Linked DNA regions of Homo sapiens: region 1 is linked to region 2. The links are chromatin loops, found by intact Hi-C in ENCODE. Cell type or tissue: ovary. All regions are shown on one strand. Each heading gives the region's core, and the rest is flanking DNA. Links, peaks and the distances in the headings are about the cores only. Region 1 overlaps GAS7 (growth arrest specific 7). Region 2 overlaps GAS7 (growth arrest specific 7).

Evidence for each region. Hi-C counts contacts between places; a loop is a spot of excess contacts. Peaks named below come from ENCODE experiments on the same cell type or tissue, not always from the same donor. Only the 100,000 strongest peaks of a DNase experiment are listed, where the experiment ranks them.
Region 1: a loop joins it to region 2, with 4 times the contacts of the local background. A loop is called at or near these places in 2 of 110 quality-filtered maps.

What each region holds. Positions count from the first base shown.
Region 1 is chr17:10,131,214-10,139,877 of GRCh38, reverse strand. All of the region lies in intron 1 of GAS7 (growth arrest specific 7), which reads left to right. Among named protein-coding and RNA genes, the nearest start is that of GAS7, 63 kb to the left of the region's middle. In ovary, for the core only: no CTCF peak of the experiment used is centred there; no DNase peak of the experiment used is centred there.
Region 2 is chr17:9,932,503-9,949,362 of GRCh38, reverse strand. It overlaps GAS7 (growth arrest specific 7), which reads left to right. Exons shown (of 14, transcript NM_201433.2): 6 at 2,380-2,469; 7 at 6,127-6,242; 8 at 9,163-9,237; 9 at 15,119-15,197. Among named protein-coding and RNA genes, the nearest start is that of RCVRN, 36 kb to the right of the region's middle. In ovary, for the core only: no CTCF peak of the experiment used is centred there; no DNase peak of the experiment used is centred there.

The DNA.
Region 1 (8,664 bases), core at 6,083-8,582, 190 kb before region 2:
AAGCTCCAGGAGAGGGTGGAGCAGTTGTGGGCCTAGCCACTGCTTTATGCCAGTGAGGCAAGTCAGCAGATCAGCAACAATGTGTTTGAGCTGCAGAATCTCTGCTTCTTCCCTTTCCCGCACCATATCTCCCAGAAATCTTCCTGTGGTCTACGCTAAGCAGAATGTATAAGGAAAGGAATTCTGGGAACTGAAGTTCAGCCTAGCCATGTTGACACAGTAGAAAGCCATCACATTGCTAGAAGATTGAGTGAGCTGGTAGGAAGACAGTAGGCTTGGGAGTCAGAACTATTTAAATTGTAATCCTGACTTCCTTGCTGTGTGAAATTATCTGATCTGTGCCTCTTCATTAGTGGGGAATAATAATACAAATTGCAGAGTTATTAATTAGATTAAATGGAATTAAGAATGTTGAGTATCTCACTTTGCTCCTGGACCTGGGATAAGAAATCTCAGACCTTTCACAGTTCTTGATACTAACCAGGAACATAATATCTCTACATAATTAAGTTAGACTCTGTCCCCTGGACAAATGGTTTCTTCACGTAGGGCTTGTATGTTCCTTGTGTTAGGTTTATTCTTAGGATGTTGATAATTTCTTCTTGTTATTGTGAGTGAAATTTAGTTATGTTTTAAAATTGGTTATAGATGATACATGGTTCCAGAATGTTGCTAATAAATAGCTGTGTTCCTGTCTTTAGTGGGAATTCCTCTGGAGTTTCCTCATAACTCCGATACTGGCTGTTGGTTTTAGATAGCATTTATATTTTCTATTTAGCATTTTAATGTCCTTTTTGTGTCTGTTTTTCAGTGTCTTCCTGGAGAATATAAAACTAGGCTGGCGCTAATACCAAGAAGAGGTATTTTTAAAGGCACAAATAGATGTGGGATTTTATCAAATGATGTCTTGTCAGCATCTCTCAAGATGATCATATATTTTTTTCATTTTTGAAATATTAATATGATTAACAATATGAATAGACTTTCTAGCAGGATAGAATATTGAAATCCAAGGTGACTTGATGGAAAGAGCATAGGACAGAGTACCTGGAAACCTCGATTCTAGTTCTAGGTTTGTTTTTTTTGTTTTGTTTTGTTTTTGTTTTTTTTTGAGACGGAGTCTCTCTGTGTCGCCCAGGCTGGAGTGCAGTGGCACGATCTCGGCTTACTGCAACCTCCACCTCCCGGGTTCAAGCGATTCTCCTGCCTCAGCCTCCTGAGTAGCTGGGATTACAGGTGTGCACCACCATGCCTGGCTAATTTTTTTTGTACTTTTTAGTAGAGACGGGGTTTCACCATGTTGGTCAGGCTGGTCTCAAACTCCTGACCCCATGATCTGCCCACCTCGGCTTCCCAAAGTGCTGGTAATACAGGCGTGAGCCACTGCGTCCAGCCTCTAGTTTGGTTTTTTAATTTCAAATTTGACCTGGACAAGCCAGTATGTTTTATTATTCCCTTTAACAAATATCCCACATTCATATTTCCTTTTCTGTAAAATGGCGATAGTTATGCATGTCCTCCCTTCCTTACTAGGGAGTTGGAAGGATAATCATGAGTTAAGAAGTCCTTCCTTTACATTTATTTAAGTGCCTTCACATCTGTAAAAGAACTTTGGCCGGATGTGGTGGCTCACGCCTGTAATCCCAGCACTTTGGGAGGCCGAGGCGGGCGGATCACGAGTTTAGGAGATCGAGACCATCCTGGCTAACATGGTGAAACCCGGTCTCTACTAAAAATACAAAAAAAAATTAGCTGGGCGCTGTGGTGGGCGCCTGTAGTCCCAGCTACTCGGGAGGCTGAGGCAGGAGAATGGCATGAACCCGGGAGATGGAGCTTGCAGTGAGCCAAGATTGTGCCACTGCATTCCAGCCTGGGCAACAGAAGCAAGACTCCGTCTCAAAAAAAGAAAAAAAAAACCTTGAAAAAAGTATAAAATGAAGGGACCTGATCTTATTTACTGTACCTTGGTCAACCAAAAACTCTTTCCTTTCCCTCCCTCCCTTCTTCCAACAAATATTTATTAAGAAACTTCAATGTGGTCTGGCGCGGTAGCTCACGCTTGTAATCCCAGCACTTTGGGAGGCCAGGGTGGGCAGATGACCTGAGGCCAGGAGTTCGAGACCAGCCTGACCAACATGGCAAAACCCCGTCTCTACTAAAAATACAAAAAATTAGCTTGGTGTGGTGGCATGCACCTGTAATCCCAGCTACTTAGGAGGCTGAGGCAGGAGAATTGCTTGAACCCAAGAGGCAGAAGCTGCAGTGAGCCAAGATCCTGCCATTGTACTCCAGCTTGGGCAACAAGAGTGAAACTCTGTCTCAAAAAAAAAAAAAAGAGAAAACTTCACTGTGCTAGGAATTGTTCTAGACACAGGGAATACAGCAGTTACAAAGTAGGCAAATTCCCTGCACTGTGCAGCTTACATTCTAAGAAACAAACACTCATATACATGTCAGCTAAGCTATATATACTATGAAGATAAATAAAGTGGGGGAGAGGGGTGAGGGTGAGGGGGGCAGGTTGTGGGGAAGTTTACTTTAAATGGGGTAGTCAGAAAAGACCTCTCTGAGGTGACATTGGAGCAGAGAACTTAATGGAGAGGGAATGAGCCATATGGAAATCTGGGGAAGAAGGTTCCAGGCAGAGGAAACAGCAAGTGCAAAGACCCTGAGGAATGGCGGTGATGCCCACGAAGCTCGAGTTGGGTGAGCAGGTAGGAGAGGGAGAGTATTTGCGGTCTCTCTCTCTCTCTTTTTTTCTTTTTAAGCTGGGTCTCGCTCGGTTGCCCAGGCTGTAGTGCAGTGGCGTGATCTCAGCTCAGTGCAACCTCTGCCTCCTGGAATCAAGTGATTCTCCCACCTCAGCCTCCTGGGTAGCTGGGACTACAGGTGTGCGCCACCATGTCTGACTAATTTTTTGTAGAGACGGGGTTTCGCCATCTTTCCCATGCTGGTCTTGAACTTCTAGACTCAGGTGATCCTCCTGCCTCAGCCTCCCAGAGAGCTGGGATTTTTACAGGCGTGAGCCACGATGCCTGGCCAGATTTGAGGTCTAAGAGGTCAAAGAGGGTCAGATAATGGAGGAATTTGTGTCCCTCCCACTGTTTTTTTCTAAGCGTGAAGGGAAGCCTTTGGAGGCTGGTGAGCTGTAGGCGACACAATCAGTCTTCGTGTCTTGCAGGATCACGCTGGCTGCCCCATGCAGAATAGGTTGAAGCTGGTTTTAAATTGAGGCAGACGGACAGATGCGAGGGGTCACTCAGTCTGGGATGATAACAGTGGAGATGGTGTCATGTGGAGGATTTGAGTCCCTTTTTGCAGGAGGTGCTGTCTGGATTTGCAGTGCATTGAAGATCTCATCTTTGGGACAGCTAGTTGGCTTTTCCTGTGAGAAGAAAATGCATCAGCCGCGCTGCCTTCCCCAGTCTGGAAAATCTGGCTTGCCTTTTCCACAGCACCGTTGATGCGGAGTTGGGAGAAACCCCGAGCTTAGCCCCAGCAACTCTCCAAACCTCTGGCTGGACTAAGTGTCAAAAATAACTAAAGGGTTTGGATGTCCCCAGGAGAAATTCTTTTCTGAGGCCCAACCCAGAAACAGATTTCATGGTTTGATCTGATACCCAGAGGAAGTGGCTCCCCACTCACCCAGCCTCCCCCGTGGATCTGGGGAGGCTTGTTCAGAAAGGAAGATGAGCAAGTTGGCCTCATGCCACACAGTTACAGTTTGCATTAGTCATAGGACACTTCGCCATGGGGACATTGTGATTAATTAATAGAAGACGGAGACAACATTTGGGAGGCATTTGTTTTTATTCGGAGTGTCTGGTCCCTTCAGACGGTCCTTGGTGTTGTTCCGAGCTGAACCACCCCCCTGCTCAGTGGGGCCAACTCGCTAAGTCATGCTCTTGTTCTTTAAACTGTCTCCCCACATCTGAACTCCAAAAAGTCTCGTCTTCATCTCTCCCTAATATTACAGCCTCAAGTCTTCCCCTACTGTTTTCTGCTAAGTTGAGTTCTCTGTTGATCTTCTGCTGACAATTTATTTCCTTCTCAGAGCATAGGCATCCAGGCCTGAGCATTGAAAACATCCTCCTTTGCTGGTGGGTACCCCCCTCCCCCCAGTTCGGAGGTCTGTGGATGTCTGCAGTGGGTCTCATAAGCTTATTGGACATGGAGCTCAGAGGTGGTACCAGAGCTGTGGGTGGATAGGAAAGAAAAAGAAGGCATTGTGCCCTCTCTGCTGGCTTATTCCCACCACGTGGAGATGGGAAACCACACATTAAAAACAACATTAAAAGACGAGATCAGGAACTTAAACAGATATAAACCAGCAGAGCGTGATGGGGGCATTTATAGCTGCTCACCCCCTTAATCGAAGAGAAATCTCTCGGGCGGGCTCAGTCCCTGGACTTTCTGGTGAAGAGCCAGTCTGAGCAATGGACAGAGGGACAACATTGCAGAGGTCTGAAAAGCTGGTTTTGAAGCAGAAGGTGGGACTTGACTCTGGAGGTGGGCCTTGGACACCCAGCCAAATTGAAGACTAGCTAAAACAGAGGCAGGGTGGAAGCAGCTTTCCAAAACACACACCCACCACTGCGCCAGGTCATTTTACCATTGCCATGGCAACACCTGGGGATTACTGCCTCTTTCCATGGCACTGACTGAGGACCCCAGAATTACCACCTTTTTCCTAGAAATTTCTGTGTAAACTGCCCTTTAATCTACATGTAATTAAAAGAGGATGTAGGCCGGGCTGCGTTGGCTCACACCTGTAATCCTAGCACTTTGGGAGGCCGAGGCAGGTAGATCACAAAGTCAAGACATCAAGACCATCCTGGCCAACATGGTGAAACCCCGTCTCTACTAAAAATACAAGAATTACCCGGGCGTGGTGGCACGCACCTGTAGTCCCAGCTACTTGGGAGGCTGAGGCAGGAGAATCACTTGAACTTGGGAGCCGGAGGTGACAGTGAGCCGAGATTGTACCACTGCACTCCAGCCTGGCGATAGGGCGAGAGACTGTCTTAAAAAAAAAAAAAAAGTGGATGTAAATATGAGTGCAGAACTGCCCCGAGCTTCTACTGTCTGCCCAGGGGGTAGCCCTGCTCTGCAGCGGCGGTCACAGGGCTATAGTCACAGGGCTATAACCCTGTGGCTTCAATAGAGTTGTTTTCTTCCATCCTACCACATGGATTGCCCTTGAATTCTTTCCTGGGGGAAGCCAAGAACCCTTATGGGGTAGGCCCCACTTTGGGGCTCACCTGTCCTAGATCAATTTCAGGATAAGAGAAAGGGCCAGTCCTTGTAGAGCAAAAGGGATCTTTGCACAGTGTTGGTGGGGAATATAAATCAGTTCAGCTATTACGGAAAACAGGATGGAGGTTCCACAAAAAATTAAAAATAGAATTACCATACTATCCAGGGATCCCACTACTGGGTATATATCCGAAGGAAATAAAATCTATATGGAAGAGGCGTCTGCCCTCCTGTGTTCATTGAGTCCTGTTCACAATAGCCCAGAGAGGGAATCCACCAATGAATGAGTGGATAAAGAAAATGTGGCTCACACCTGTAATCCCAGCACTTTGGGAGGCCGAGGCGGGCGGATCATGAGGTCAGGAGATCGAGACCATCCTGGCCAACATGGTGAAACCCCGTCTCTACTAAAAATACAAGAAAAATAGCTAGGCGTGGTGGATGGTGCCTGTAGTCCCAGCTACTCGGGAGGCTGAAGCAGGAGAATGGCATGAACCCGGGAGGCAGAGCTTGCAGTGAGCGGAGATCGCGCCACTGGACTCCAGCCTGGGCGATAGAGCGAGACTCCCATCTCAAAAAAAAAAGAAAAAAGAAAATGTGGTACAGGTCAGGCATCCCAAATCAGTGCTGTCATGATGCTCAAAGAAAATGGTCATTGGAGCATTTTGGTTTTGGATTTTTGGGTATGGAATGCCCAACCTGTATATATACACAATGGCAAACTATTCCACCTTAAAAAAAGAGAAAATCCTATCATTTGTGACAACATGGATCAACCCAGAGGACATTATGCAAAGTGAAATAAGCCAGGCCACAGAAAGATAAATACCATGTGATCTCATTTATATGTGGACTCTAAAAAAGTTGAACTCATAGAAGCAAAGAGTAGAATGGTGATCACCAGGGGCTGGGTGGGGTGGGGCTATGGGTTGCGGGTGGGGAATATGCTGGTCAAAGAACACAAAATTTAGTTAGGAGGATTAAGTTCAGGAAATGGTGACTATAGTTAATAATAGCGTATTATATTTTAAAAATTGCTAAAAGAGTGGATTTTAATTGTTCTCACCACAAATAAGTATGTGGAGTAATGCGTAGATTAATGAGCTCAGTTGAGCCACTCCACAGTGTATGTACACCATAAATATATGTTGTACACCATAAATATATACAATTTTAATTTGTTAATTAAAATAAAATCTGGCGAGGCGCAGTGGCTCACACCTGTAATCCCAGCACTTTGGGAGGCCGAGGCAGGCAGATCACTTGAGGCCAGGAGTTCAAGACCAGCCTGGCCAACATGGTGAAACCCTGTCTCTACCAAAAATACAAAGTTTAGCTGGGTGTAGTGGCACCTGCCTATAATCCTGGCTACTTGGGAGACTGAGATAGGAGAATCACTTGAACCCAGGAGGTGGAGGTTGCAGTGAGCTGAGTGCCACTGCACGATCTCAACCTGGGCGACAGAGCGAGACTCCATCTCAAAAAAGAAAAAAAAAAAATATAAAAATATATAATCTAATTATAAAATTTGAAAAAAGTAGACAGGACTGATTTTGAAGGGAGGGGTATATGTGAGAGAGTTGGTCTGTCTGTTGGTCTGTGTGTCTTTCAGAGAAGGATGCCTGCAGGGGAGAAAGACCAAGTCAGAGGGGCTTGGGAGGAATTTAAAGTCTTTCGGTGAAAAGAAGGAAAGGGATGTTGGGGTGGAGGTCGGAGGTGCAGCTGCTAAGCCTGTGAGTCAGTTTGAAAGAAGGGGATGAAATTTTAAATGTTGCTACATGTTATGAATGAAGCCCCTCCCCCAGCCTTTTTAAAAGAGACTTTAAAGATTAAATTGCTTTAAAAATGATTTTTTTTTTTAGTTGAGACAGGGTCTTACTCTGTCGCCCAGACTGGTACAATCTTGGCTCACTGCACCCTCCGCCTCCTGGGTTCAAGCGACTCTCGTGCCTCAGCCTCCCAAGCAGCTAGGACTACAGGCGCGCACCACCATACCCGGATAATTTTTTTGTATTTTTAGTAGAGACGGGGTTTCGCCCTGTTGGCCAGGCCAGTCTCAAACTCCTGGCCTCAAGTGATCCACCCACCTCGGCCTCCCAAAGTGCTGGGATTATGGGCATGAGCCACCGTGCCTGGCCAAAAATAATTTTTGAATGATGCTTGAGTGATGTTTCTTTAAATGTGATACCACATGGAGACGGAGTCAGGCCCGAGTAGACAAAGACTGAGATGATGGGTGTGCACGTAGGGTGGTGGGGTGAGGTTGAAGATCAGCAAGTTAGACCAGGTTTAAAAGGAAGAGGCATTCTTCAGGGGAGAAGGTGCCAGCTATCATCACCTGAGCAAAGATCAGGTAAATCTGAATAAGAAGTATTTAGTTATGGGCACCAGATGTTTAGGAAACAAAAGGGGTAAGTGAAAGAATTGTGAGTACGTGAGCACGTATCCATACGTTCACGAGTACATGTATTCATACATTCATGCGTACATTTTCATGCAGTACTCATGCAATCATTGAGTACATTTTCATACCTTCACGAGTACATGTATTGAGTACATGTTTTTATACATTTGTCAGTACATGTATTCATATGTTCATGAGTACGTTTTCATGCATTAACATGTTTTTATACGTTCATGTTTTAATACACTCATGAGCACATGTATTCATTCATGAGTACCTTTTCATGCAGTCAGTACATTTTTATACATTTATGACTACATGTTTTCATGCATTCATGAGCACATTTTTATACATTCATGTCATGTTTTAATACACTCATGAGCACATGTATTCATTCTCGAGCCCGTCTATTTATGTATTCATGAGTACATGTTTTCATACATTCATGAGTATATACATTCATGAGCACATGTATTCATACATTCATGAGTACATGTATTCACTGAGTACATGTTATATGTTCATGAGTACATGTATTCATACATGCAGGAATACAGGAATACATGAGACTTTGTTTTGTTTTCTTTTGTTCTTTTGAGACAGAGTCTCGCTCTGTTGTCCAGGCTGGAGTGCAGTGGTGTGATCTTGGCTCACTGCAACCTCCGCCTCCCGGGTTCAAGCGATTCTTGTGCCTCAGCCTCCCAAGTAGCTGGGATTACAGGCATGTGCCACACGCCTGGCTAATTTTTGTATTTTTGGTAGAGACAGGGTTTTGCCATGTTGGCCAGGCTGGTCTCAAACTCCTGACTTTAAGTGATCTGCCTGCCTTGGCCTCCCAAAGTGCTGGGATTACAGGCGTGAGCCACCACACCCTGCCCAGGAATACATGAGACTTTGAAGTTCTGATTGCTAACCCAAGCAATGTTGGCTGTAATTATCAGGCCCCGCTGTGTTCAGAAACTTAAAGTTTAGGTGGGAAAGTAAAACTCAGTAATCATAGGTAA
Region 2 (16,860 bases), core at 5,592-8,091:
AACACTTAAAAATGGAGACACTTTGCATAAAAGTCCCCATTTTCAGCTTCCCTCGAGTCATCACATAATCCGTCAGCACTGGACTCCTCAGAAGGGCTTGACGACACTTGGCAAGAGCTGAGCAGGATCTGCCCCTTGGACGCATCTCTGCAGCCTCTGGCCCCTGCCCAAAGAGCTGAGCAGGATCTGCCCCTTGGACGCATCTCTGCAGCCTCTGACCCCTGCCCAAAGCAGATGCTGTCCGCCCTCCTATCCCAGCTGCAGTTTCTGTGACGCTGTCCGCCCTCCTGTCCCAGCTGCAGTTTCTGTGACGCCTGGGTACCTCACTGGCTTGCACACCCCGCCTAGCATTGGAGTTTGTGTCCTGGGCCCAAAACCTCAGGGCTGCATCATTTTTTAATGTGTGACATTTTCCACTTCAGCAGGTGCTTGGGCTGCAAGAAGGGGTTAAAGACTTATAAGGCTCAGGCCTTGCTCCCACAGAGGAAGCAAATTAGCCCGCGTCCTAGGAGAGGTGGGAATCTGGGGCCTGAAGCCACCTCCACACAATGGGGAAAAGCCAGGCAGTATTGCAGATGTGCTCGGGCAGAAAAGGCTGAGATGACCTGAAAATTTCTGTACTTCACGCTCCTTAGCTAGGGCCAGCCTTACACGTGCAACCCAGATTTTTTTTTTTTTTTGAGGGGGAGTCTCACTCTGTCACCCAGGCTGGAGTGCAATGGCACAATCTCGGCTCACTGCAACCTCTGCTTCTTGGGTTGAAGCGATTCTCCTGCCTCAGCCTCCTGAGTAGCTGGGATTACAGGCACATGCCACCACGCCTGGCTAATTTTTGTGTTTTTAGTAGAGAAGGGGTTTCACCATATTGGTCAGGCTGGTCTCGAACTCCTGACCTCATGATCCACCTGCCTCGGCCTCCCAAAGTGCTGGGATTACAGGCGTGAACTGCCGTGCCCGGCCCCCCAGATTATAATTTTAAGGTGTATTTGTTCGTATGATACACATCGTGACATAAAATTTGCAAGGTAATCTCTCACCCCTGACCCTCACCCACACAGTTCCTTTCCTTGGAAGCAAACAATGTTATCAGTTTCCAGGAATATTCTATATGCAAATAACCAGATGTGTATTATACAGGTGACCCTTGAACAACATGGGAGCTAGGGGTGCCCCCTCCTCACCCATAGTCCAAAATTGACATATAACTTTGAACTCCCCAGAACTTAACTACTAATAGCCTCTTGTTGAGTAGAAGCCTTACTGACATGAACACATATTTTGCATGTTTATGTGTATTATACACTGTATTCTTACAGTAAAGTAAGCTAGAGAAAATAAAATGTTAAGACAATTATAAACAAGAAAAATATAATTACTATTCTTTAAGTGGAAGTGGGTCATCCTCAAGGTCTTCATCCTCAACATCTTCACATTGAATGGGCGAAGCAGGAGGAGGAAGAGGAGGGGCTGGTCTTGTCTTCCTTTTTGAAAAGGAACTATAATACTCTGCTTGCTTTTTTTTTTTTTTTGTTTTTAACCTTCACCTAACCATATATCCTGGCACATTTTCCTTGTTAAATTTTCTTTTTTTTTTTTTTGAGACATAGTTTCGTTCGTACAATGGCATGATCTCAGCTCACTGCAAGGCTGGAGAGCAATGGTGCCATCTCGGCTCACTGCAACCTCTGCCTCCCGGGTCCAAGTGGTTCTCCTCCCTCAGCCTCCCGACTAGCTGGGATTACACGCATGCGCCACTACGCCCAGCTAATTTTGTATTTTTAGTAGAGACGGGGTTTCTCCCTGTTGGTCAGGCTGGTCTCGAACTCTCAACCTCAGGTGGTCCGCCTGCCTCGGCCTCCCAAAGTGCTGGGATTACAGGCGTGAGCCACCGCGCCCGGCCGCTTTCCTAATTAAATTTAAGAACTTCATCACCATGTCCTTTCTGATTTCCATAGATGTCTATCTCATACTTTGTTTAACCATTCCCCCACTGATGGACATTGGAGTTGTTTTCCAGCCTTTAACGGCCATAAATAGCGCTGTCGTGAAAAAGCGTGTGTGGATGTCACTGCCCCCATGCAACTGTATCTGTATGATAGACTCTTGTGCAATTGCTGGGTCAAAGGCACCTGAAGTTTGCAATTTTGATCCTAGTAAACTGCCATCTAGAGAGGTGGTACTGGTTCACAGCCCATTTGGGGTGGGGGTGAGCACCTGTTGCCGCTCATGTGAAATGCTGGCCCCTGGAGCACGGGAAGATCCCTGTGCGTGTTCTGTCAATAGGGAGGCTGCTCCAGTGCCGTGTCCCCCAGGAGCCGAAGCCTTCCTCGCTATTCCAGTCTCCAGCGGGGTCATTCTTTCTTGTTCTGTGCCCTACAGATAAACTGTGTGACGTTCCCTCACCCAGACACGATGCCGGAACAGCAGCTGCTGAAACCAACCGAGTGGAGCTACTGCGACTACTTCTGGGTAAGCAGCGCCTCAGTTTCCCCCACAGCGTGACCCCGGTGACCGGGAGTGGACACCCAGGATGGGTAGGAGGGACCTGGATCTCAAAGTGGAGGGGCCTTTCTCGTTGGAGCGTGAAGGGCTGGTGTTAGAGTTTGCATCTGTGACAGGAACTTAGGACCCTCTTGGGGTCCAGCTCATTCCATGAATCTCAGGGGTTCAGCAGGACTTTTGTTCACATTACAGACACTTCAACCAGAATGTAGGTAAGCGGGGGGCCATTTTCTCCGATGCTCAGTGAAGGCAGGAGACTAGAATCTGCCTCAATAAATGAACGTGGGCTCCATACCTGCTTGTCACTTACGTGAGTGACGTTGGACAAGTGCTTCACCTCCTTGGGCCTCAGTGTTCTCATCAGAATTGTGAGGCAGTTGGGCACAGGATCTTCAGAGAGCTCCAGCTTGGGTAATCCTGTAGTTTTAAAACGTTTGCAGATCACTTAGCGAACACAGAGTTTTAGTTTTGCAAGATTAAAGACAATTTTGCAGGTGGATGGTGGTGATGGTCGCACAACCATGTGAATGTACTTCATGCCACTGAACTGCATTCTTAAAAATGGCTAAAATGGTCCGTTGTGTGCTAGATGTATTTTTTTCACCATTCAAATAAATAAATTTGTAGAAATGCAGAGTCCTGTACCTCAGAATATCCTGGGAATGGTCCTGGGCCATTTGCATGTTAAAGTCATAGTGACTTTCAGAATTAGATCACCCCTTTCTGGAATCAGATAGTGGGGATGGTCACAAACCCTGTGAATGTATTGAAAACCACTAAATTGTACATTTCAAAAAAACAAGTGTCCAAAGACTCCAAGGAACAATAAATAAGTAAAAACTTTGTTTTCACCACTTTGCAAGAATGGATTTTTTGAGACAGAGTCTCACTCTGTCTCACCCAGGCTGGAGTGCAGTGGTGTGATCTTGGCTCACTCCAGCCTCCACCTCCCAGGTTCAAGCGACTCTCCTGTCTCAGCCTCCTGAGCAGCTGGGACTACAGATGTGTGCCACCACACCCAACTAATTTTTTGTATTTTATTTTATTTTTTTAATAGAGACAGGATTTCATCATGTTGGCCAGGCTGGTCTCAATCTCCTGACCTCAGGTGATCCACCCACCTTGGCCTCCCAAAGTGCTGGGATTACAGGCATGAGCCATCGTGCCCAGCCGGATTATCTACACTTTTTTAGATTTGCTAACCGAATACTAGATAAAAGTGCTTTTCTCTTTCTACAAAATCGCTTGTACCTTAGAAGATATACAAAGATCCCTGTTGCCTACACCTCTCACCAAGGCACAATTTCTGTAGCTCCAGCTGTGCTGTGTCCAGGGTAGAGATCTGTGCATTGGTTGAGGAAACAGTATAAAGGGGCTTATCTTTGGCATCAGACAGACCTGGGCAGGTGAGCTCAGAGGGCGGGGTAAGCAAGCATCGGGGTAAGCAAGCATCAGAGTGCGTAAGACTTTCTAGGCCCCAGTAAGTGAGTTTTATTCTGCTTGTGGAAGGAGGGTGTTAGAAGGTCTTAAGCAGCAATATGATGTGATCTGATTCATAGGCATTGTGCAGGTGGGGGTGGGAAGTTGACGGGTGAGTGGAAGAGACCAGGAAAGATGGTGGTGGCGGCAGAGAGGGAGAGATGTACCTGGGTTTGGAAACATCATCTCTCAAGAGGGGTGCAGTAAATGGAGGGTTCAAGGAGAGAGTGGTTTGAGCCCTGGAAATGGGTATCCTAGTTGCTGGAGGTCAGCGTGTGGGGTCTCAAGCCTTGGAAAGCTGGTAGGAATGTCTGATGCCGCCTGCATCCAGCAGCATCCGGAGGGCGACACTTGTGAGTTCTTATCTTAATTCGAGCTCTCTGGGGACTCTGATACTTAATCTGCAATCCACTTATCCCCCTGACCATCAAGGCCTTTTCCATTAATAGAAATTTCTCTCTCCTGACACAGTCATTAAAGCCTGTTTCTTCTGGCTGGTTTTCCCCAGAGTGCATAGCTCAGCATATCCATCCTAGAAGGGAGGCAGATTTGAGCTCAGTATTTGGATAATTTTCCTTCTGCTTTTTCATCAAGATGTAGCATTCGTAGAGTGAAGCACAGAGATCTTCAGTGGACATTGCTTTTAAACTGCAAGAACAGCCCGACTGTGACCCCGTAGGATGGTGATCTCCCTGTCATCAGGGATGTTAGCAGCGTGGCCGGAGGCCTTTGAGTTATGGCACCCGAGGGAGGGGTCCCACACCGGGGGAACTGGGAAGGTGTCCATAAAATCCTTCATCTACTTGATGATGGTAAATGGGGTTCCCTGCAGGCATCAGCAACCCCTTTTCTTTCCCCTCTCCTAAAATGTCTGATCTGGATGGGATCTGAGAGATGCAACCCACCCCTATTTCAAGGGGGTGGTCCGGGGAGATACTACCTAGGATTGGACACCCTGCAGCTGAGCAGAGACAAGAACCTGGGTCCTACCAGATGCTGGGACACTGTTCTCACCAATGCACCTCTCTCTCTGGGATATCAAAAACCTGTTCTGAACACCTTCCATTAAGTATCAAAGTGTTTGACCCTGGGTTCCTGATAGGGAAAAGCTGTAAGGAGGAGGACACTTTTAGACATGCCTGGGATGGCCCTGGGAGCTGGTGCTCCAGCAGCCACGGCCGTGCGGGCAGATGTGTGGGTGAATCTCAGGCAGGGGAATGGCAGGGAAGGGGCATTTGGTATGCTTGAAGAAATGCAGGTAAAATAAAATAAATCATTTAATTTTGAAATTTTAAGAATATTTGTTTGCAAAATTAATTGGCTGCTAAGTACTTATTTCATTGACTTGCCCATCCTCCCCAAGTTTGGACTTTTATTTAAAAGTAACTAATAACAGATGCCATTTATTGGGTACATAGTATGTGCTCAGCAATGTGCTCAGATATATACATAGGTCATTTACCCTGAAATGACCACATGAAGGTGGGGCTGTTATTTCGTCAGTTTTGCAGATGAAAAAGCTTAGGCCTGGAGTGAGTGAAGAACTTGGCCAAGGTCACCCAGCTAGTATTTCAGGGCAGCCTGTCCTGTTCTCTCCTCCGGCCTCCCTTCAACCCACTTTCTCTCTATGATTTACTTTTCTCTCCTGTGATCTTGTATGAATGTGTGGTTAGAGGGTGTCACTGCCCTACCAGTGTAAGAAGTTGGTAGAAGACAGGATGGCTTAAGGCTGGGGGTACCTGCTCCTGAGCTCACACATAGTCCAGCTTGGAGTCAGGATGCCAAGATTCGCCGAGGGCCAAGCCAGATCTGCAGCCACCTGGTTGGAAGTCGTAGGCCGTTAGGCATCACAGCCGGTGCTCTTGGACACTTGCCCTTCTTCCTCTCAGTTCCCAGGTTGGGAGAGTTAAGGGGCTTGGATGTGGGGATGCAGCAACTGTAAGAGCCTGAGCATCAGAAAGCGCTGTTGGGAGTGGGGGCACCAGGAGAGAGATCCGAGTTAGGGCAGCAGAGACAGCTGCTCCCGCGTCTTGTGCTGGACTGGGATTGCCAGGCACATCTAGGAGCCGTCCTCCCTCTACGCCATTCTCCCTGGCTCCAGACTCAGACGTGCCCTAAACTCTTGTGCTTCTGCTTCCTTTGTAGGCTGATAAGAAGGACCCCCAAGGCAACGGCACCGTGGCTGGGTTTGAACTACTGCTCCAGAAACAGCTGAAGGGCAAACAAATGCAGAAGGAAATGTCAGAATTCATCCGGGAAAGGTGAAGCCTGGGCCCCTCCCAGCCCTGGGGCCTGGCACCAGTGTTCCCCGGGGCCCCGTGGCCGGGGCGGGGCGACAGCACAGGACTCAGTACTGCACACTCAGCATTGGGCTGGTTAGCGCCAGGCGGCAAACTCATGGCGCCTGGGATGGATCTGGTCAGCAGTTGTGTACCTTTGGCCGATATAGTGTTTTTAAATATTGAAAGCAACACTTAAAAAAATGGGTAGATTTCATATTAAAATCTGGATATTTAGCACACCTTGAAAGAGCAGAAGCATTGGCAGGATTGCCTCCACATCCCTCACGCGACACTTGGCTGGAGCTGAGTAGCAGCTACTCTTGTAGAGGGGGTGTGTGTTCCCATTTTGCCAGTCTCCACCATTCCGTACTGTCTTCCCCCGCAGACTCCTTCACTCCTTTACTTATGTACCTGGCCATCATTTGAAGCACAGCCCTTTACCGTAACCAGTGGGGGGGATGTTACAGTTCAATTCATCGTTAGCCAAAACCTGTGTCCCAGGGCAGGAGATGTTGAACCCTCCTCCTACCCCATCCCTGCCTCAAGGATTATAACAGTGTTTTGTCTAAAGAGCTTGGGAACACAGATGAAGAAACAATAAATTCAGCCCAATGGAAATGGAGAAATCGACAAAGAGAAAGAGAAGTTCCTTCTCTATCTCCTTCCTCCTCTCTCTCTGTCTCCAAGTTCTGAGGCTCTGTTCAGCACACACTCACATACCCACAGCTGCACATACCCACCTATCACCCATGTGCACACACACACAAACACACAACTTTCCACCTGGAGTTGGAAATATAGCAAATTGCAATATCTTTTTAAAATATTTCTTTTTTTTTTTTCTTTTAGACAGAGTCTCGCTCTGTCATCCAGGCTGGAGTGTAGTTGCGCAGTCTTGGCTCACTGCAACCTCCATCTCCGGGGTTCAAGCGATTCTCCTGTCTCAGCCTCTGGAGTAGCTGGGATTACAGGCATGTACCACCACGCCCAGCTAATGTTTTGTATTTTTAGTAGAGGTGGGGTTTCACCATGTTGGCCAGGCTGGTCTCGAACTCCTGACCTCAGGTAATCTGCCCGCCTCAGCCTCTCAGAGTGCTGGGATTAGAGGCATGAGCCACTGTGCCAGACCAAAAATATTTCCTTTTTAATTATAACAGCAATAATCAAGTAATAATGCTTCGGCGTTTTGAAGCACCCCTTTCCCTTAGAGGGCCTATTTTCATATGAGATCGGATGTGTTCAGGGTGGTATGGGCATAGACAGAGGGCCTATTTTCAATTTGTGTAATCAAATCCTTATTTTATGACCCATTAAACTGGTGGGAAACGGAGAGGTTGCACAGCTCGGGTTTGAGAAAACAATGGTATAAAATAGGCAAATAGGAAAATTGCTGTAAAAGCCAAAGCTTGAACACGCTTATGGTTTATATTTCCATGACAACGTCTTGTTAGCAAATAATTGGAAACTGCCATTTCAGGACATTCCGGGCTTCCTAGAGAAAACGCATACACCATCCACCTTGGGATCTCATAGGGAAGGCCCTTTAGTGCCAGGAGAGGTGAGAGCTGAGGCTCAGAATTGGGAGCTCGCCTGGCTTGAGGACAGGTGCTGGCTGGTTTGCTGGGATCTTGGTTTAGAGAAGTGGGGCAGAGGTAGAGGTGACGCACGCTGTCGTCCTGGAGGTGAGACACAGGAGGCAGACAGCGTATGCACCTCGTGTGTCTGGTGCATGCTGTCGGCATTGAGGAGCCGGGAGCGTGGCATGGATAGATCTACTTTCTAGATATCTCTCTTGACCACAGTCTGGAGGTGAAGGTAGGGGGATGGAGAGGAAGTGACAGAGGCAGATCAGTTGGAATGAGACTCAGGAGGACCTAGAGACCAGTTGAAGGTGGAGGTGAGGGGAAAGCAGTGCAAGAAGGAACGAGATTGTGAGTCTCCTGATGCCAAGTCATGCAATTATTATTACTCGGAATGCTGCCGCCAGACTTTGTCAGCCGCCCTCTCTCCATCATCGCACCCTTTGGGTGCCAGCTGCTTGAGCAGCTGGGAAGCAAACGCTGTGGTCCCAGCATCTCTGGAGCTTCTCTGTTCACCGTGTGGTGGACCAGGGGCTCTCCGAAGCCTGGGCTCTGGCCAGCTCTGGTTGGCATAAGCATAGCTCTTCTGTCTCCCACTGTGGCCCAGAGGACCACTTAGGTGGTGAACAATACCTCTGACAACATGCTTAACATGGACGTGCCAGATAATACAGGACACTCCCTGGGGAGTTGCCTTGCAAATGTGTCAAAGGCCTGCCTGCCGGAAGCTACATCCAAGGCAACTTTCCTCTCCAGGGAAATAGAATCTACCTGCAGCCCTGGGCACTGCTAGGTTTCCGTGGAAGTACTTGTACCCAGCAGGCTTGACAATCAGAGGCATTGGGGGTGTGAGACAGTAGGGAGATGTTCTGTTCTGCTGCTGAGGGTCCGAGGCCACCTGGGAGTTCTGGGGCTGGAAGGGAGAGGGGACAGCACTGGGGATTGCTGGTAGTCCATCACGAGTTGCAAACGTTCATTTCTTCCTTCATTCATTTATTGGTTCAGGGGTCTTATGTTTCCCGTTCTGTGCTAGGAACTGTGTAAACGACAGCTCTCGTCTTCACAGCTCTAGGAGACCGGAGAAAATGTCCTACTTTGCAGATGAGGAGATGGAGGTCCAGACAGTTTTGTTCATTCATTTATCCAACAAGTATTTATTAAGCACCTACTGCATGTCAGGTAGACAGACAAGAGCCATGTGGTCTCAGAGCTTATGGTCTAGTGGGTTCCTTTCCACGGCTGAGGTGTGCAGGGCAGCAGGGCAGACCCACGATCTGGCACTGGAGAGCTGATGTGTGTTGGGTTTTCTCTCTTTGCAGGATAAAGATTGAAGAAGACTATGCGAAGAACTTAGCTAAGCTCTCTCAGAACTCCTTGGCTTCACAGGAGGAAGGGTGAGTGGGTAGGAGAGAGGTGGGAGTGGGGAGGATGGGGGGTCACTGAGGAAGGGAAATCAGCCACTATCACTGATCACTGGCATGGCCCCACTTTGGATGGGGAGCTCTCCATAGGCCTGGCTCAAGGTGGGCACTCATGGCTCAGGTAGGTGCTCATGACTTGGGTGGGCACCCATGACTCAAGGTGTGGGCATCCACACTCAAAAGGGCACTTCCAGCCGGGCGGGTGGCTCACACCCATTATCCCAGCACTTTGGGAGGCCGAGGCGGGTGGATCACAAGGTCAGGAGTTCGAGACCAGCCTGGCCCACATAGTGAAACCCCATCTCTACTAAAAATACAAGAATTAGCCGGGCATGGTGATGAGTGCCTGTAGTCCCAGCTACTTGGGAGGCTGAGGCAGGAGAATGGCGTGAACCCAGGAGGTGGAGCTTGCAGTGAGCTGCGATCGGGCCACTGCACTCCAGCCTGGGCGACAGAGCGAGACTCCGTCTCAAAAAAAAAAAAAGGCACTTCCACATTGTCTTCTCTTTAGTGACCAAGAGCCACGTTCCAGATGTTGAAGTATGTCAGAATCCCCTCTGGTCTGACCCCTGGTAGCTGGGCAGCAGCCTCTAGATGCCCACTCCAGCCTCCCTTTGTCTAGGGGCAGGCTGGGAGGAAGCTGCGTATGAGAGGGTATTGTACCTGGCCGCTTTGTCTGGAGCTCTCTCCTGTGGGCTTGAGGCATAGGCTCCCTTCCCGCTAATGCTGTGACTGTCCAGACCTCCTTGAGTGGGACCTGGGCTGGGAGAAGCTTAACCCAACCCTCCCAGCCACAGAAGGACTCCTAGTGGGTAAAAAAGTCTCAGCCCTTATGCACCCCTGGGGGAAATGGAATATGGTACAGCCGCTGTGGAAAACAATCTGGTTGTTCCTCAAAAAGCTAAACATAGAATTACCATGTGACCCAGCAATTCCATTCCTAGGCTTATACCCAAAAAAACTGAGTACAGGCACTCAAACTAATACATGTATACACATGTACACAGCAGCAATATTCATAATAGCCAAAAGGTGGAAACAACCCACATTCCACCCAGGGATGACTGGATAAACAAATGGTGGTGTATGCACAATGGATACCCATGGATAGACAATGGAATATTACTCAGCCATGAAAAGGAATGGAACACTAATACATGCTACTGTGTGGATGAGCCTCGAAAACATTCTGCTAAGTTACAGAAGCCAGGCACAAAAGGTCTCATAGTGTATGATTCCATTTATGTAAAATGCCCAGAACAGGCAAACCCATGGAAACAGAAAGTGGATTGTCATTTGCCAGGGGCTGGGGGAGGAGGGGAATGGGTTGTGACTGCTTAAAAGTTACCGGGTTTCCTTTTGGGGTGTGTATTCATCTGCTTGGGCTGCCACAAGATGTCCCAGACTGGGTGGCTGAAACTACAGACATTTATTTTCTCGTGGCTCTGGAGGCTGGGAAGTCCAAGATCAAGGTGCCAGCAGGGTTGGTGCCTGGTAAGGACTCTCCCATTGGGTTGCAGATGGCCGCCTTCTGATTGTGTGTTCATGCAGCCTTTCCTTGGTGTGTGCTCAGAGAGAGAGAGAGAGGGAGCTCTGTGATGTCTATTTTTTTTTTTTTTTTTTTTTTTGAGACAGAGTCTCGCTCTGTCGCCCAGACTGGAGTGGCCTGATCTCAGCTCACTGCAACCTCCACCTCCCAAGTAGCTGGGACTACAGGCATGTGCCACCATACCTGGCTAATTTTTTGTATTTTTAGTAGAGACGGGGTTTCACCATGTTGGTCAGGCTGGTCTAGAACCCCTGAACTCAAGCAGTCCACCCTCCTTGGCCTCCCAAAGTGCTGGAATTGTAGGCGTGATCCATCGCGCCTGGCCAATGTCTATTTTTATAAGGACACTAATCCTATCAGATCAGGGCTGCACCCTTATGACCTCATTTAACCTTAATTACTTCCTTAAAGGCCCCATTGCCAAATGCAGCCACATTGTGGGTTAGGGTTTTAACCTAAGAATTTTGGCAGGACATAAACCTTTAGTCCATACTAGCATGACGAAAATGTTTTGGAACTAGATAGAGGTGGTAGTTGCACTCACAAAACAGGCGTTTGATTTGGTCTCGTCCTAAATGCGCCTGGATCGATCACTTTTCAACGGTTAATTTTATGTTATATGAATTTCACCTCTGTAAAAAAAAACAGAAAGACTCTCAGGAGGTTAGAGTTGAAAAGGTCCCCAGAGGTCCTCTCCGTTCTGACCTCCCTCTGGTGCTGGTCTGTTTGAATTCCTTCTCCAAGGGGGAGTGAACCCCCGAGGAAGGAAGACGTTCTGTTGTGGGATGGTTGTGGTCGTCAGCGAGCCATGATGTTAAACCAGTCCAAATCTGCCTTCGTGGCTTGAAATCCTTCAGGAGACTGAGATTTTGCCAACCCAAATGTGGCTTTGATTAAGCCCTCCACATGGGTTGGCTGTGCAGCCAGGCGGCCTCCTTTGAATGGTTCTCACCCTCCCTGCCAGCCACAGACCGCAGGGCGGCCCAGCAAGACCAGCGTCCCTTCCACAGATGTAAATGAGGTTAGTTCATTCCTGGCCTCCTTCTGCTCCATGCACGGGGCCTGAGATAGGGGCAGGAAGGGGGCACATAGAGGAGCAGCTCTTGCTGCCTGGCAAGGGGCTTTCCTAAGTATCCCCGTGCCCTGCAACCACTGTGCCACTCCGGAGTCTTCCGGCTTCCATCTCTCCAGCCTGGGCTGCTGCCAAGGACACTGTGTCCTGGCCAACATGCACAGCATATGCTCCTCACCCGAGCAGTCCAGCTCCATAAGTCAGGCCCACACTACCATACTGTACACACATGCCCGGACAAACACAGAGACAAACACAACGCAAGCTCACATACATGCATCAGGGCCACTGCCTCGTAGGTGTACACATTACTCTGTGTGTGCATGCACGCACAGCAGCCCCATGCACACACTCCTGCAGCAGGCACTGGAACATGAACACATGAGCCCCCTACGTACAACGTGCAAAGACACTGATTTACATTTACACACAGCTTTGGACATTTAACCCTATCTCCTTGAAGACTTTCAAAGCAAAGCAGGAGTCTAGAAATTTGGAGCAGTTGAGGAAGATGCTGCTCAGGGAGGCTGGAGAGGCTTTTGCAATTCAACTTCTGTGTCCAAATTAGATTTCACAGGACATGTGCACATTGGTAAATAAACAGAATTCGGTTGTTTATTCTGCCTTTAGTTTTTCTCTCCTATGTGGAAAGGAAATGCGATTTTGGTTTTCCTAGTTGGCAGTCATGAAAACAACATGCATTTTGATTTGGCGTACCTGAAACTGTATGTTGGAACAGAGATGCACCTCAGGTTTTGTTTTGTTTTTCATTAACCGTTTATCAGATGAAAAATCTCTTTTCAAATGAGAGAATTTGTAAGTAGCTTTTTAATAAATGGTGATGTGACTCCAAAGAGCCTGGAATATTGGAGAGCAGGGAGGCATTCACCAAGGATGCACTGGCTCAGAGGGGCCCCTCTGAATGTCTGGAGACATGTCTTCCCACTTAGCAGTGTCTGGCCTGGAGGTAGAGCTGAGGACGTTGTGTTGGGTGGGGGAAAACCATGGTTCTTCCTTTCATCCCAGTTGCCCAGAGATGACATTCTCAGGCCACCACGACTGTCCCTGGGCCATTTACCTGCCATGTGCTCTGCTGACAGTAGACTGACAGCTCTGTGGAAAGATGCATGTGCTCATACAAAGTCTGGGCACCGCCTGGGGCCTTTTTGGCTCTGTGACTCTTGTTCATACCTCCCACAGGCTGCTGTGTGTGGCTCAGCTGCAGGGGCAAACCCCTCTCACTTCCCTTTAATCCAGTTCCCATTCCTCCCAGGACAACCTTGGTATGCTTCAAATAGTGTTGGCTTTCACCCTAGAGCTAGGAGGCATCTTGAGATAATTTGTGTGTATGGTGTGAGGTAGGGCCGAGATTCCTTTTCCTCCTGTGGATGTACGGTTGTCTCTGCACCATTTGTTAAAAAGATCATCTGTTTCCCCCATGGAAACACCCTAACCTCTTTGCTGCAGTCAATCGGCCCTAGCTGGGTGACTTTGTGTTCTGTTCCGCTGATCTGTGTAACTGCCAGGACTACTCCTGCCACCCCTGGACCTCCTACCCACCTGTTGAATCAGGTGGGGCACCCAAGCCACCCAGAGGGGGTGGAGTGCCCCAGTACAGCTTCCTGGATCTCAGGCCCTTCAGGCAGAGACAATTGTCAACAGCTTGGATTGCCCCGTTTCATACTCCAGTGCTTCTCTGGTGGCTTCCCCTGCCAGGATCACTGAGGGGACCTTTCTTTGCTGCTAGACTCCTAGATAAAATCAGGCAGTCATTTCCCATAAACACCCACCTCGGCCTGAGCCTGCGCCACCACCACACAGGGCTGGCCAGCCATCAGAGGGATCTGCTGTGCACTGTTGGGCAATTCTTCGCTGCTGGCTGCTCTGCTCCAGACCCAGAAGCCTCACCACATGCTGTCTTTTATTCAGCTTTTGCCACTCGACTTTAATGAATTCTCTGGGGGAAGTGGCTTTTGGATGATATTAAGTCAACAGAACATTCAGCCTGGATTTACTGGCTGTGTTGAAGAGGCTGGGAGCAAGAAAGCGGGGGTATCACTTGGAAGGGTCATGCGGTTAAAGAGCTCCAAATCATAGAGAATGTAGCCTGGGGCCTGCATTGGCAAGTCTTAGGGACTTCAGGAGATTTCTTCTACGTGAAGCCTCTCCTTGGAGTGGAGAAGTGATGCTGCTAAGAGGACTTGGCCCTTCTCTAGTAAGCTGTGGGCAGCATCAGGGCTCACAGCTAGAGAAGCAGTGCTAGAGGAGACCGTGCTTCCTAGGATGGCCGTGGGAGCCTTCTCTGCCCTGTGGCTGCATCTAGGTCACTAGACCCACACAGTCCATCTTCCCCACTCCTGGAAGCCAAGGAGCTGGGTTTTTCCTATAAGCAGCGCTGTGTGATACCTGCTGTTTGAAAAGAGCTTCTCCGGCTGGGCATGGTGGCTTATGCCTGTAATCCCAGTACTTTGGGAGGCCGAGGTAACCCCTCCCTGCAGCTGCTCTCAGTTGGTCAGGAGTTCGAGACCGGCCTGGCCAACATGGCAAAACCCCGTCTCTACTAAAAATATAAAAATTAGCCGGATGTGGTGGCACACGCCTGTAATCCCAGCTACTCGGGAGGCTGAGACAGGAGAATCGCTTGAACCCAGGAGGCAGAGGTTGCCATGAGCCAAGATCGCGCCATTGTACTCCAGCCTAGGCGACAGAGCAAGACTGTCTCAAGGAACAAACTAATAAACAAATGAAAAGAGCTTCTCCCTGGAATAGAACCTGTTTTCCTTCCTTGATTTATTAGCAGATGCTTGCACCCCTCATCAGCAAACCAGGGAGGGGTGATGTGAAAGCTCTGGGGACAGTGACGGCCCAGGGGTCAAGGCCCTCACTGCAGCTGAGGCTTTGGAATGTCCCCACACCTGCTTCCGGCACCTTCCTGGGTCCTTTCGAGCCTCTGGATTTCTAGGAATCCCCACCCCCCCCACCTCTTGGCTGTGCGCCACAGTCTGTTTCCTTAGCTCCAGAGGTAAGGTGAGCTCACTTGGACCTTGGTGGCTCATCTGACTCTGTGAGTTGAAACGTGATGCTCATGTCTGGTTTCTGCCTGACTTCTGCCTCATCCGCGTCCACATTCTCAGCTGTCATATACCTCCCCGAGACCTGGGGTGGAGCCCCACCATCCTGCCTCAGGAAGGGCTTTGGCTTGTGACCTGAGTCTCATGGTCTTTGTGTTGCAGCTCCTTGGGAGAGGCGTGGGCCCAGGTGAAGAAGAGCCTGGCGGACGAAGCAGAAGTTCACCTCAAGTTCTCTGCCAAGGTAACCCCTCCCTGCAGCCACCCTCAGTTGGTCTTACACACTGGGGTACTAAAAAATAGTTAACAACTGTCTCTCCAGTTTGCCGTTTGCCATTTTCCCTGGTGTAAACTTCAGGCTATCAACATGAAGTCACGGAATACGGAGTTGGGAAGAGATATCTGCCCAGTGGCTCACCATGAGGTGGTGCATTTTTGTATAGACACAGTAGCACAAATAACCATCAATATCCACCAAGAGCATGGAAAATAGTAAAGTGTAGTTAGGAGGTGGTAAGTGCTAGGTATTTATTGCCTTTGTTTTTTATGTTTTGTTATTTTTAAAAAGACAAGGTCTCACTGTGTTGCCCAGGCTGGAGTGCAGTGACATGATCATAGCTCACTGCAGCCTCAGCCTCCTGGGCTCAAACGATTCTCCCACCTCAGCCTCCCAAGTAGCTGGGACAACAGGTGTATGCAACCATGCCTGGGTAATTTTTTTATTTATTTGTAGAGATGGGGTCTCGCTATTTTCCCCAGGCTGGTCTTGAACCTCCTGGCTTCAAGCAGTCTTCCTGCCTCTACCTCCCAAAATGCTGGGATCACAGACATGAGCCACTATACCTGGCCTATTACCTTCGTTTTTAATATAATTTTTATTCAATTATAAGTTCATATCATTTCCTTTTTGATAATGGCCGTGTTTAACAACCAGCAAACAGAATTCCTGAAAATTTAACATTCAGCTCTTGGGAGCCACTGGGAGCAGGCCTTAGCACACCTGCCCAGTTTCTCAGGGCAGCCCCTGAGTGACGAAGCCCTGCTTTCTTTTTGCCTGGCTTTCAAAGGGATGGAGTAGGATGTCCTGTCTCTTCCTAGTGTCAGGGAACATTAGGTTATGCCAAAGGGAGAATTTTTTTTAAATTTGTGGTTGTTGCAAAATTTCAGAACAAGTAAAGGGTCCTTCTTTATTTATTTATTCATTTATTTATTGATTGATTTATTGATTTATTGATTTTGAGACAGAGTCTTGCTTTGTCGCCCAGGCTGGAGTGCAGTGGTGCGATCTCAGCTCACTGCAAGCTCCGCCTCCCGGGTTCAAGTGATTCTCCTGCCTCAGCCTCCCGAGTAGCTGGGACTACAGGCGCCTGCCACCACACCCAGCTAATTTTTTGTATTTTTAGTAGAGATGGGGTTTCACCGTGTTGGCCAGGCTGGTGTTGAACTCCTCACCTCATGATCCACCCTCCTCCGCCTCCCAAAGTGCTAGGATTATAGGCGTGAGCCACCACTCCCGACCATAAAGCATCCCTCTTTCATTTAATTCTGAAGATACTAGTGCCAGGACTCGAGGGCAGGGTGTTTCTGTCCTATTCCCATCCTCAGGGCTCAGGATGGTGTCTTGCATGTAGTAGATGCTTAATAAATATTTTCTTATTGAGTCATGAATGAACAGAGCCCTCTGACTATCTCCACCCCACCCCCAGTCTTTTCAGGTCTGCTTTCTCTCAAGATTTCTCCATGTTTCCAAGTGACTCTCCCTTCCCCACTCCCTGGCACATACCTCCAGGTTTTCTCTCCGACTCTCAGCTAATTTTTAGATGAAAAATAAACTAAATCTCTCAGTGAAGTAATCCACTCTAAAGTGTACATGATTGGTGGGGCTACCCATTAACAGGCTTGCCTTT